2 separate regions of the Homo sapiens genome follow, and region 1 is linked to region 2. A link is an interaction called in ENCODE POLR2A ChIA-PET data of the cell type or tissue named here. Cell type or tissue: MCF 10A. All regions are shown on one strand. Links, peaks and the distances in the headings refer to the core of each region. The heading gives the core; the rest is flanking DNA. Region 1 has its middle 41 kb from the start of CIMIP1. Region 2 has its middle 53 kb from the start of LINC01742.

Region 1 (6,636 bases), core at 622-5,621, 52 kb after region 2:
GGAGTCCACAGGGCAAAGGAAAGAAGTGCCCCTCTGGAGGGCTTCTCTGCCACTCAGATTATTCCCTCGCTTGGCGGATGTGTTAATTTGCTAGGGCTGCCACAACCAAGTCCCAAATTGGGTGGCTTAAACTATGGAAATGGATTGACTCATGGTTCTGGAGGCCAGAAGTCTGAAATCAAGGTGTCAGCAGGGCTGCTTCCTGCAGTTCCCAGTCTCTCTCCATGGTTCGTCGACTGCCATCTTCGTATTCACATGGCTTTCTCCCTGTGTACCTGTCTGTGTTCAAGCTTCCCCTTTTTATCGGGACAGCAGTCATCCTGAATTGCGACTCACCCTAGCAACCTCATCTTAACTAGTTACATCTGTACAACTTTATTTCCAAATAAGGGCACATCCTGAGGTAGTGGGGGTTAGGACTTCAACATATGAATTTAGAAAGAGACACAATTCAACCCATAATGGAGGGTCTCGTTCTCTGGGTACTGAAGATATGCAAGGGTCCCAGGAGCTTCCAGGGGTGTAAGAGGCCAGGCAAGGAAAACAGAACAGCACAAAACGTGAGTGATGATGTACACAGGCAACAGATGCCAGGGCCAAACAGAAGGCATGCACGTCCTAAACGGGAAGCTTCTTAAAATTTGGGGCTCTGCAAAATGCCAAAGCAGAAGCTAAAAAACTAGCATCGAGCTCATTTGTGGTCCTCAGATTGCTAATTATGATGGTAGCAATCCCAGTTGTGGAAGCCACCAAGCCTGCTTGAGTATCCTGCCTCACTCTCCTTCCAGGCACAGGCTTCCAGCTAGGTGTGGCCACATGACTTGCCTTCCCAAGATGAACAGAAGTGACGGATGTCTCCTCTGGGTGGAAGCTATAAAAGCCAGTCCTATTTTCTCTTTTCTTCCGCCACAGTGAGCAGCTGCTCTGTTCATCTGGGCCACAGAGAGAGGAGGATCACGGCATGAGTTAGAGTCCCTGCCAACGGATGGTCCCATATGAGGAAAAAATCAATCACCATTGTCTTAAGCTTCGGAGGCTTTAGGGCCATTTGTTACTGCAGCATAACCCAGCCTCCCTGACTGATACACCCCCATCTTTCCCACTGTTCCCACCCCACCTTATCCCTACCAATAGTACCTGAATTTATCTCAGAAGGGTGGACCCATCCCCAGCCCCAGAGATGAATTAAAACCATTTCTTCCTTTATGTGTAGATGGGTTTTCTCCCTTGGTTTTCTGACAATCATGTCACTTTCCCCAAACCAGAAACTTACCCTCTTCTTGTCAGCTTGGTCATGGCTGTGAAGAGGCCCCTCATCCCTTCTGCAGCCCCTTCCAATTCAATCTCCCCAGAATCATCTCTGAAAATGGCCTTGGAGCCCTGATTCCTCCATTTGGAATCATCCAGTGGCTTCCCTAATGCAGCCCAAGAGCCTGGCCTGCCTGGCCCCTGCTGACCCCTCAGCCTCCTGGCCTGGCCTCCCTGCCCAGCTCCATGCACACAGCCTCCAGTGAGCTTCGACTGAGCCCTCTCCCTCCACACAGTGGTGGCACATACTCTTCCCTGCATCTGGGTTGTTCTTTACCCTGCCTTCTCTTCTCAGCTCCTTAACTCAACTCTTACTCTATTTTCTTTCTCCTGTAAACTCCACACTCCTCAAAAAACAGCTCTCCTATCCCTCCATCCTCTACAGAGCATCTGCCTGCCCCTGCTACCTGGCAAGTCCCATGAGGCAAGGGCTGCAATGGATGGAATGTTTGTGTCCCTTCCAATTTATCCTAACCCCTAATGTGATGGCTTTAGGAGGCAGGAGGTGATTAGGTCATGAAGGTGGAACCCTCATGAATGGAATTAGTGTTCTTATAAAAGGAATCCCAGAGAGCTGCCTTGTGCTTTCTTCCACCACGTTAGAGTACAGTGAGAATACGGTCATCTGGAAACCAGGAAGAAGGCCCTCACCAGATACTGAATCTGCTGACACTTTGATTTCAGACTTCCCAGCCTCCTGAACTATAAGAAATAAATTTATGTTGTTTAAGCCACCCAGTTATAACAGCCCAAACTCATTAGAACAGAAAAATACCAAAAAACAATGTGTTGCTGTAACAAATATCTGAAAATGCAGACAGCTTTGCAACGGGGTAATAGGTAGAGGCTGGAAAAGTTTTGAGGTACATGCTAGAAAAAGCCTAGAATTCCATGAAGGGAATTTCGAAGGTGGTTCTGATGGGAGCTCAGAAAGATAAGAGGAGTTTCCATCTTCTTAGAGAATACCTAAGTAATCGTGGGTAAAATGTTGAGAGAAATATGGATGGCAAAGGGCATTCTGGTGAAGTCTCAGATGGAAATGAGAACCATGTTATTAGAAACTGGAGGAGAGACCATTCTTGTTATAAAATGGGAAAGAATGTGGCTGAATTGTGTTCATGTTCTAGTGTTTTGTGGAAGGTAGAACTTGTGAACAATGAAATTGGATATTTAGCTAAGAAAATTTCTAAGCAAATTGTTAAAGAAGTGGCTTTATTCCTCCTGACTGCTTATAATAAAATGTGTGAAGGAAGAAATAATTTGAAGATGGAGTTATTAGGCAAAAAGGAACCAGAATTTAAAGGGTTGGGAAATTGCCAACCTATCCCTATTGCAAAAAAATGAGAAAACTTGTTTGGAGCAGAATGCTAAGGATGTGGCTCAGTGACTATTTGATAAGAAGATTAGTACAAATATGAACCATGGGCTTGATCAACCGTCTCAATAAAAGCCAGAAGCAAAGATGGAATTGTTCCAGCAGAAGCACTGCTATCTAGGACTAAAGGAAAAGAGGTAACAGGACAAAATGAAGATTATAGGACTTCTTAGACCCTACAGGACCAGACCATAGAATTCTTCAGATGTGAACATTCAGCTTTCTTCAACACAAGGAAAGAAGGACCCCAAAGGTGATTCAGAGGTCACTAGAGCTGCCACTCCCACCACAGGCCCAGAGTGCATGGCCTCCACCTCGTTTGCAAAGGTGGAGAGGTCTGCCTCCATCTCGATTGCAAAGAGTGGAACCAACACCCAGTGAAGCCATAGTGGCCCAGCAGGATCCCCCAACCCCAACAGAGAGCTGAAGCAAGAGGGGGCCCCTCCTGGGAGCCACAGCATGGGAAGCACCCCACCAAGCTGGTAGGGATGGTGTTGTTACCACCCCAGTGGGTCTAGAAGGCAAAGCATTGAGCCAAAAAGAATTATTCTTGATCTTAAGATCTCATGGAGCTTGCCTTGCTAGATTTTGAACTTGCTCAGGACCCATCATCCCTTCCTTCTTTCCTATTTCTTTCTCTCTTTTTTTGAATGTGAATGTCTGTACTATGCCTCACTCACCGTTGTATTTTGGAAGCACATAACTTGTTTGGCTTCACAGGCTCACATCTGGTGAGGAATTTTGCCTCACCATGAGTCATATCTTGAGTCTCACACATATCTGGTTTAGATGCTATTTAGGGGAGACTTTGGACTTTAGACTTTAGAGTTGATATTAGGATGAGTTAAGACACTTGGGGCTACTGAGATGGGATAAATGTATTTTGCATGTGAGAAGGACATGAATTTGGGGGGTCCAGGGTGGAATGCTATATATAGACCGAATGTGTGTGTCCCCCTAAAATTCATATGTTGTGATCTTAACCCCCAATGTGATGCTATTAGGAGGTGGGGCTTTGGGGAGGTGAATAGGTCATGAGGGTGGGGCTCTCATCAGTGGGATTAGTGCCCTTATAAAGAGACCCTGGAGTGCTCTCTCTCTTTTTCACTCTTTTCTGTCATGGGAGAAGACAGCCAACTGGAAGGAGGAAGTGGGCCCTCACCAGCCATAAAATCTGCCACCTCCCTTATCTCAGACTTTCCAGCCTCCTGCACTGTGGGGAATATGTGTCTGTTCTTTCAGCCGCCCCATCTGTTATTGCAACAGAAATGACTAGGACAGGGGCCATGGCTGTTTTCACTTGCACTTGCTGGGGATGCATGGGCGCCCCCATGCAGTCACCTCCAGATCTCTTTCTCACCTCTGTGTGCCCACCCCTCACATCCTGAGCCTTGCCAAGGAGACCCAAACTTCAGAGGAGTACCCTGTGGGCAGCCTGCATGCTGCCCCACCATGCCCACAGTCAGTGACTGACTGGTGAGGTGACCAAGGCCAGCAGCACCCACTCTGATCAGGCCAGTTCTGGGGTGGGGGTAATTTATATACCAGGGCTCTCCCCGGGATCAGGCAGGGGAATGGGAATCACTGAAGTCACCCCCTGATTGGCTTCCTCTCCATCCCTGTTCTGGTTCCCCTCCCTGAGAGGCATCTCCTGGGACATGTCCTAATCCTCACCTCAGAGTCTGCTGGGACAACACCTGCCCCAGATGCCACTGTAACCCTGGGCCTTGCATGGTGCCAGCACCTGGAAGATGCTGAGAAAACATTTGTTCAGTCAGTAAACATTTCCCAATACCACTTTTTTTTTTTTTTTTAGATGGAGTCTTGCTCTGTTGCCCAGGCTGGAGTACCATAGTATGATCTCAGCTCCCTCCAACCTCCACCTCCCTGGTTCAAGCAATTCTCCTGCCTCTGCCTCCCAAGTAGCTGGGATTACAGGCGTGCACCATCACGCCCAGCTAATTTTTGTATTTTTAGTAGAGATGGGGTTTCACCGTGTTGGCCAGGCTGGTCTTGAACTCCTGACCTCAGGTGATCCGCCTGCCTTGGCCTCCCAAAGTGCTGGGATTACAGGCGTGAGCCACCGGGCCCGACCCCAAAACCATCGTTGTCCCAACTGGCTGAGAGCCCCTGTTGCTACACATTCTGCCCCTCCCTAGATGAAACAGTACTATGTCAAAGCTGTGCTTGGGGCACTCCCTGGACTGTCAGTGTCCCCTGAGCGTTAATTGGAGTCAGGAAAAGTTACAGCCTCTTTGAGCACTACCTGAAGGGCACATCCTTTAGAGATAAACTAGCACAATATTTTCTCAGTGTTTCTCCAGTTTTGTTTTGTTTTGTTTTAACCACAATCTTCCCTTTTTCCCTCTTGCTTTTGATTTGGAGTGAAAGGCATGCACATGGTGGGGCCTAGAACCCAATCCAAACCCCAGCCCCCGGCTTCAAAGCAGGCATCAAACCCTTCAGCCTCTTTGTTGGCTGATAAATAGAAACTTCTGCCTCTCAAGACAAGCCCGAAATGAAGCGGAATCCTTGTTGCTAAGAAAAATGACACGTGAACGGCTCCCGTTTGAGCTCCCAGAACTGCCCCGGTTTCCCAGGGCTGGCTGCACGTCACGATGCTGGCGGAAGGAGACCGTGGGCTTGATTGACACCACAGCGCTAGCGGGAAATGGTTTCTAAACTTTTGCCCAGCTAGCGGCCTCTTTCCTGACCTCTTTATCCCCTTGAAAGCAAAATAGATCCTAGGAACTGAGATGGAGCTGAAGTTTATGAGTTAGTGTTTCCAGAGAGACAATCAAGACTGGGATTCCTTCTCCCAAGGTTGATTGGGTTACAGTTAAGAAAACGCCATCCACTGCAAACTCAATGGCCTCAGCGGCCAGGTTGGTGACGTCACAGTCAGTGGGTTAGACATGAGAGAAAACAGTAAATGGTGGCAAGCGGTGCAACTAGGAAGCTCAGGCCCCATCTAAAGTAGAAACCTCTGCCCAGCTCCAGATAATTGTTGCCACATGGAAATACAGCCCAGAACTGTCAGCTCTCTTGATTTTTCAATAGAAGTTAGATGGTTGTCTTCTAAGTTGCAATTTCTCAATGATGAGACCTATTCACATTTTTTAAAAAGCACTAGGCACGTGCCTGGCCCAATGAGTCTCAGACTCTTTTAAACAAAAGAGTTTCACCAGTGAGATTTGGAAAGCAGGCATTTGTCATCAGAGTAGCAGGTGTGGTTGTGCCTAGAGCTCCTTCTGCTTCCCCTTAATTCCAGGGTGGTGAATCAGAGTTATCTCAGTTATTGAAAATATGTATTTCAACAAACAGTGGCTTGACCAACTCGTCCTGGCTTGCCTGGGACTGTCCCAATTTTAAAACTTAAAATTCTGCCTCCTGGAGTCCTCCTCAGTCTCAGGAAAACCAGAATAGCTGGTCACCCTTAAGAAGGGATGCTTGGTGAGCCATTGAGTTGTGCCCCCTTGGGAGCTCATTAGCTGGAAGAGGAAATGAACCCTTTGTGAAATAACTGAAAATAGCAGTGGGGACTGTGCCTCTCAGAGTCAAAATCAAACATCACTTCTCAAGACCTTATCTCGTGAAACCTAAGATGAGCACAGCTGTGCTTTCAGACAAAGCCTGTCCAACTTCCCAGTTTACTACAGAGAGTTGCTGTGAGGGCCTGGATCCCTGAATGGCTGCGTGAAGCCGCACCCCTGCCACCACATACTGGGCGGTGATTGTGTTTGGCCTCTGAGATTTGGGGGTTTTCTGTCACAGCATTTGGACTCCCCTGACTGGCACGCTATTGGACCCTTAACTTTTTGGCCAGCATTGTCTAGCATGAGGCTGGTCTCCTTATCCTCCCCTAGGAATGTGGATATGGTGTTCAGGGCCTAGATGGTCTCTACTGGCTACTTGAAGGTATGTACAAAAGGCACCATGGAGTGGTCAGGTTC
Region 2 (6,636 bases), core at 760-5,759:
CAGAAGGCACTCGCTGGTGGACAGGCCAGGATCCTCAGCCCTGTGATCCAGGAGGCTAAGGAGCCCCAGCACCACTCAGGGCTTCCTGGGCTTCCTAAGGGCAGTTAGCAGTTAGTTTATTTACTTTTTAAAGATCAGTTTCTCTGTTAGAAACTAAGTCCAAAGACAGAATCAGAGACACCCACAAGGATGTCAATGGGAAGAAAAGAGAAGACCAGAGTAGAGAGGGAGGGAGGGAGGGAGAGAGGTGGAAAACTTAATGCCCTTGGGAACCCTTGGGGATGCAGGGATAACTGAAAAGATGTAAGGGTCCCTGGCTCTAATATCCACAAACCCCACCCAGAGGCTATTTTGGGGTGAACAGCTGAAGGTCCTTGCTAGGAAGGCACAAGCTTACTAATCGAGTTCATAGCACACACCTGCCTTGGGCCAAGCCTGTGCTGGACTCTGGAGGATACAGACATGATAATAACAGCAGCAGCAATAATAATAATTATAACAACCAGCATTTGTTGAGCACCTACTATGTGCCAGGTAATAGTCTAAGCACTTTATACCTATCAAAGTCCTCACACAACGCTACCAGGCAGGGATGTATGTTATCCTCATTTTACAGAGAGAAGAGCTGAGGAGCAGAGCGCAGCTTGCCAAAGGCTGAGAAGCAGCTGAGCTAGGGTTCAAACTGGGCTCCAGAGCCCCCACTCTCCCCACGAGGAGATCCTCCCTCAGCAGTTCCTATTTCAGAAGCACACAGCCCAGTCAGAGCAACCAGAAGCAGGTAAATCCCCTTCCACAGCACCACAGGCTCCGGGAAGGACACACGGCAGAGGAAGCAGTGGGTCACTGCACAGAGAGGCAGGCTAGGAGGAGGCTGAGGATAGCAGGGCCCCCAGGCGGTCTGGGAGGAGTGGTAGAGCCACAGAGAACAAACCAGTCTGGGAGTCTGAGCTGGCCCTTAAGGAGGCATCGGGGCCAGACGGGAGGGGCCGAGGAGCTGGGCTTTCTCCAGGGGAGACTTCCAGAGAATCTGATCAAAGCTCTCTCTCAAGTCTCTTCTCTGGGTCAGGGCAACTCGCCCAGGCTCAGCCCAGCTCGTGGGCCTCCTTCCAGGGGCAATGAACTTCCCCAGGCTCCCCCGCCTTTTCCTTAAACAAGCCCGAAGCCCTCCAGGCTGAGGACTCCTAATCCCAGCCTAATCTCTGCTCCTGCCAGAGCATCCTGTTTGCTGTCCTCCTGGCTGGGTTGGGGCCCAGGAACAATGGTGAGAATGAGGGAACAGGGAGAGGCGGGTCTGCAGCCTGGGGGCTGAGGAAGGAGGGGACATGGGCATCTGAGACAGCAGCAAGGGAAGCAGGGCAGCGTACAGGGCTGAGAGCAGCTGGGCTGGGCTGACCCCCGGGGAAACAAGGCCCAGAGTGAACTCAAGCTGCCTGCTCCAATGCTAGGCTCTTCCTGGTGGAACTTTCCATTTACCATGTTGGCTTAACCTAGGAACACAGCACATCTAAACGGATCTAAGGCTCTTCTCCTTAGACCCACATGTTAGTGCCTGGCTGCGACTACACCCACTGCAGAGAGCAACAGTCGTAATGATGACAGTGGTGGTGACCATTTATGAAGCACTTATTCAGTGCGGGTCACTGTGGTTTTGCACAGTACCTCATTAAATCATCAACAGGAACAACCACAAACAAAAGTAATGACAATCCCGAGAGCTCATGCTGGGGTCGCTCCCAACAGGCCAGTGTGGCTCCCCATGAATTAGCTCATCTACCCGCATAGCAATCTGCTAAGGCAGGGACTTTTGTATTCTTCCTTTTACACTCTGGGAAACCGAGGAACTTGCCCTAGAGCACACTGCTGGACAGAGAACTGCATTCAAAGCCACTGACTTTGATGACCCAGTTCAGGTACTTAACCTTGGCCTCGGACGCAGATTGCCCAAGACTCGTAACAGCGTCCATGGGGGTCGAGGTTGCCTTTATAATCAGTTGCACTTTCCTTCTATTTTATGCTGTAGTTTCACAACAGTGGAACCCCAGACTGGAAAACTGGATTCATCAGGTGCGTGATCTAGAAAAGAACTTGTAGAATCACAGACTAGAATTCATCGATCAAAAACAGCTCACAGCCGCCCCTCTGGGATAGTAAGAGCTATCTCAGGACCTTCTTGCAATGAATCCTCAGTGTGATCCTAGGAGTTAGATGCTATTACTATGCCCTTTTTACCAATGAGGAAACTCAGCACAGGGGCTAAAGTGGCTTGCCAGGGTCGGCTTGTAAGTAGCAGGACAGACACTTGGACCCAGAGCCCAAGTCCTGCATCACCTCGTGGACCCTCACCTGCTGCTTCAGAGCCAAAAGTAAACTACGTAGCAAAGGGCTTCCTCTGAGATAGGGGTTTTCACACTGCCCCCTCTTGCCACTCTCCCTAGACTGTACAAGAGTCTACCATCACCAAAGAGAAAGATCCTGTTTCTGGGTCTGCTTTCCAAAAGGCCTGAGCTATCTGACAGTCAGGGCCTAGACCTATGGATCTGCAGCGTCTTCAGCACCAGCACGAGGCCTGGCTCATGGAGACTGGAAACCAACCCAAATGCGTGATAGGCTAACAGAGCCTCAAGCCGATTAAGCTATGCGCATCTTAATCTGCATACAGTCAGTTTCCTTTCTCTATTCTTTTTCCATACACGGTTCTTAATCCAAAAAGATGAAGAGGTGGTGGTTCTTGTTTCTTTCTTTTTTTTTTTTTTCTTTTTTTTTGAGATGGAGTTTCACTCTTGTCGCCCAGGCTGGCTCTCAATGGTACAATCTTGACTCACTGCAGCCTTCGCCTCTCAGGTTCAAGTGATCCGAGTAGCTGGGATTACAGACATGCGCCACCATGCCTGGCTAATTTTGTATTTTTAGTAGAGACAAGGTTTCGCCATGTTGGCCAGGCTGGTCTCGAACTTCTGACCTCAGGTGATCCACCTGCCCCAGCCTCCCAAAGTGCTGGGATTACAGACATGAGCCACTGTGCTGGGTCGAGGTGGTGGTTCTTCCAAAAAAACAAGTGGTGTGTCCCATTGTCAGCTGACGCCTAAGTGAATATGACAGCATGAGATGCTGGATGTAAATAAGATGTTGGGGTGGGGGAACGTGGTGAGAGATCCTACTGGAGAGGGCTTGCCTGCCTCAGTCTCAGAGGTCACCACCTGGGCCAGCTGGTGACAGGCTGCATCCAGTTCCCTCCCTCCCACTCACTGCTGAGGGGCCTAAGGCAGGTGCCTTAAGCTCTCTGAAGCTGTTTTCTCATTCAGAGCATGGGTATAGTAATAGCATTGCAATATTGGGCTGAGTGAAGCTCAGATAAGATCAGACATCATTTAGTGCCTACTAACTGCTGTTGCTGATGTAGCCATGATGATTTTTACACCTATATTTCAGCAAATCCAAGATGCCAGAGCTCAAGAGTCCAAATCTCACCTTTCCCCCATTTTTGCAAATACCGCTGTATTAGAACACAGCCATGCCTATTCAGTTTCTCGGTGTCTGTACCGCTTTTACACTACAATGGCCGGCAGAGTTGAGTAGTTGTGACAGAGACAATTTAGTTCACAAAGCCTAAAACATTTACCATCTGGCCCTTTGCAGAAAAGTTTTGCCAATCCTGCCATAGATTGTAAGAAATGCTGTAATTTTAAGCATCACTAGGAAAGAGAAAGATTTCACCAATTAAACCATGACATACCAGCTATGTAAAACAAATCCAAATTTCAGAAATGATAAAATGTGAAGAAAAAGAAAAGTGTACCAAAGGATCAATAAATACACTGTCATTTGTTTTCTTACAGGTGTTAATTAGGTGCTGATTCCCTTGTCTCTCCTTTCCCCCAACTACATGTTCATACCTAAAAACCTTTCTAATCTTAATGAACACAAAGGCAACCCAGTGTCATGGCTAATAGTTCAAATCCCTGCTCCACAGCCATATTCTAGCTAAGTAACCTTGGGCAGGTTAATTTACCTCTCAGATTCAATTTCCTCACCTGGAGAACAGAGATAATAAGAGTGCCCACCTCATGCAGGTAAAAGGAATTAGCATGGTGGTTCACAAACAGTAGCCACTCCACAAAATAGTAGAAATCAGTAATAGTAATGGTTTGAAATATCACTTACCTTGACCAAGCTGGTTTCTACTGATCCCCTAAAGATCCAAAAGTCCCCGTCGGGATCCCCATCACAGATCCCACCTGTGGCCTGTGGTCCTAGCTGCTGCTCTGCTTCTGGGCCAGAGAAAACACTCTGTATTAGTCTGCTCTCATGCTGCTAATAAAGACATACCCGAGACTGAGTAATTTACAAAGGAAAGAGGTCTAATGGACTCACAGTTCCATATCGCTAGGGAGACCTCACAATCACGGTGGAAGACGAAGGAAGAGCAAAGGGACGTCTTACATGGTGGCCAGCAAGGGAGCTTGTGCAGGAGAGCTCCTGTTTATGTAACCATCAAATCTTACGAGACTTATTCACTACCACAAGAACAGTATGGGGGAAACTGCCTCCATGATTCAGTTATCTCCACCTGCCCCCACCCTTCACACCTGGGGATTATTCCGCTTCAAGGTGAGATCTGGGTGGGAACACAGCCAAACCCTATCACACTCCAAGATCGCCCTGTCCCGGGAGCCATCACTGCTGTTCTGGTTCCTCCGTCATCCTCCAACCCACCTTGGTCTGGACCAGCTGGTCTCAGCCATGCACAGCAGGCTACCAGGATGGTGATTCTGGGAGAAAGCTGGTTTCCTGAATCACAGGGGACTCTTTGTCTTTCTGATTTAGATTCCTGTCTCTTTGCCTCCCTTTACCAGAGGAAGGGTGGGTGAAGTGTGAGCTTGGTGACACTGTGAAGGTGGCCTCATCCCTCCTGGGAAGACCCTAGTGGTGGAGGCCATGGAAAAGCAGGAAAGGGCACACCACAGAGCCCCAGGGCAGGCAAACGGAAGGCCCTTCTGTGCAGCCAAATGTCATTCAGCCAACACCTCTGAGAAGCTTCTGTGAAACTCCTGGAAACTGCAAAGGACTTCCAGGCAGGGCAGCACAGTGAGCTCATCCTTCAGCATGCTCCCTGTGCTGCAAACACACGGCCTCAATTAAATATCAAAATGGAAAAGCAAGCTTCCAGGTCCAGCCCTCATGGTGTAAGGGTAGTAGACTTACTCTCTCAGCATAAACAATGAAAGAACTAGGTATTTATATGAAGCAACTGCTGCCAACACACAGCTTAGAGCTGTGATCCCTGAGAGAAGTTTTCACATAGGCAAACCCCACACTCACTCAGGCTCTCCCACGGGGGGATCTTGGCAAACTCTGGTATAAGAAAGTGGAGCCCAAACAGAACAGTTCTCTCACTGGGCAGAGGAAACTGGAGTTGACATTTGGGGCCCTGAGACAGCTGGAGTTTGCAGGGCAGAGAACTTCAGAGGATGTAGTTGCACAAAGGAGCTCCAGAAATCTACACAAGGGACTCCTTCAGTGTTTGGCTGAATACTGAGCTGCCTATGCACGGGGCACATTTCTGTGAGGCCAGCATGGAACAGGTAATGGGGAGCTGGGGCACAGGTGGGAAGTGGAGGTTCTGGAGGTTGTGCAGTGCTAAGGGACATTAGAGCTCAGACCAGCCAGAGTGGAGACGTCATCGAACACCCTTAGTCAGTGGACAGCCCACACAATCCATTTCTGCAGTAGAGTACAGGGTACTCTATGCCTACCCCAAGAAAACTTAAAATCAAGCCAATAGTGACTCAAGCTGATCCCCCAGGAAATTAACTCCTTGTCATAATAAAGCCTGATGCTCTTTAAAAAGGAAAAGACCAAAAAAATCTAGACTCTCAACAATATACAGCGTATAGGAAAAATCTGTTAGATACACTGTCTGGGATTAATGGCAGATTAGGCAACACAGAACAAAGAAAATCAGTGAGCTTGAAATCATAACAATATAAACTAACCAAAAAGGACCACACAAAGAAACATAAATGAAAAAGAAAATGAGCAGAGTGTCAGTTACTTCTGAGACAAATTCAGGTGGCCTAAAATTTGTATAATTGGAATATCCAAAGAAAGAGGGGAAGAGAAAAAATATTTGAAAAAAAATTGGTTGAATTTTTTTCAAATCTGATGAAAAATATAAACCCTCAGAACTAAAAGTTCAACCAACACCAAGCCCAAGAAATGTGAAGAAAACTACAAGACACCTCATGATTAAATAACATAAAACAAGTGATAAATAAAAAATCTTAAGAGCAGCCACAAGAATACAGCACCTTCCATAAAGAAGAATAAACATAAAGATGACAGAAGCCAAAGGACAGTGGAGCAACATCTTTACAGCACTGGAAGAAGAATAAATAAAACACAGAATTCTATACCCAGAAAAAATATATTGCACAGGCAAAGGGATCTAATGCTTTCTTCAGACATACAAATGCTGAAAGAATGTATCACCAACACATCCACAGTGCAACGAATGTTAAAGAAAGTCCCTCAGGTGGAAGGAAAGCAATACCAGACAGAAATCCAAATCCACACAAAGGAGTGAAGAGCACCAAAAATGGTAACTATGTGGATAAATAAGAACATTTTTATTTTTCA

What was found. Peaks named below come from ENCODE experiments on the same cell type or tissue, not always from the same donor. Only the 100,000 strongest peaks of a DNase experiment are listed, where the experiment ranks them.
Region 1: POLR2A ChIA-PET joins it to region 2 with 8 read pairs; 2 of 35 experiments call an interaction of 5 or more read pairs at or near these places.

Annotation. Positions count from the first base shown.
Region 1 is chr20:58,106,254-58,112,889 of GRCh38, forward strand. No RefSeq gene overlaps it. Among named protein-coding and RNA genes, the nearest start is that of CIMIP1, 41 kb to the right of the region's middle. In MCF 10A, for the core only: no CTCF peak of the experiment used is centred there; a DNase peak (open chromatin) is centred at 3,428.
Region 2 is chr20:58,053,923-58,060,558 of GRCh38, forward strand. No RefSeq gene overlaps it. Among named protein-coding and RNA genes, the nearest start is that of LINC01742, 53 kb to the left of the region's middle. In MCF 10A, for the core only: no CTCF peak of the experiment used is centred there; no DNase peak of the experiment used is centred there.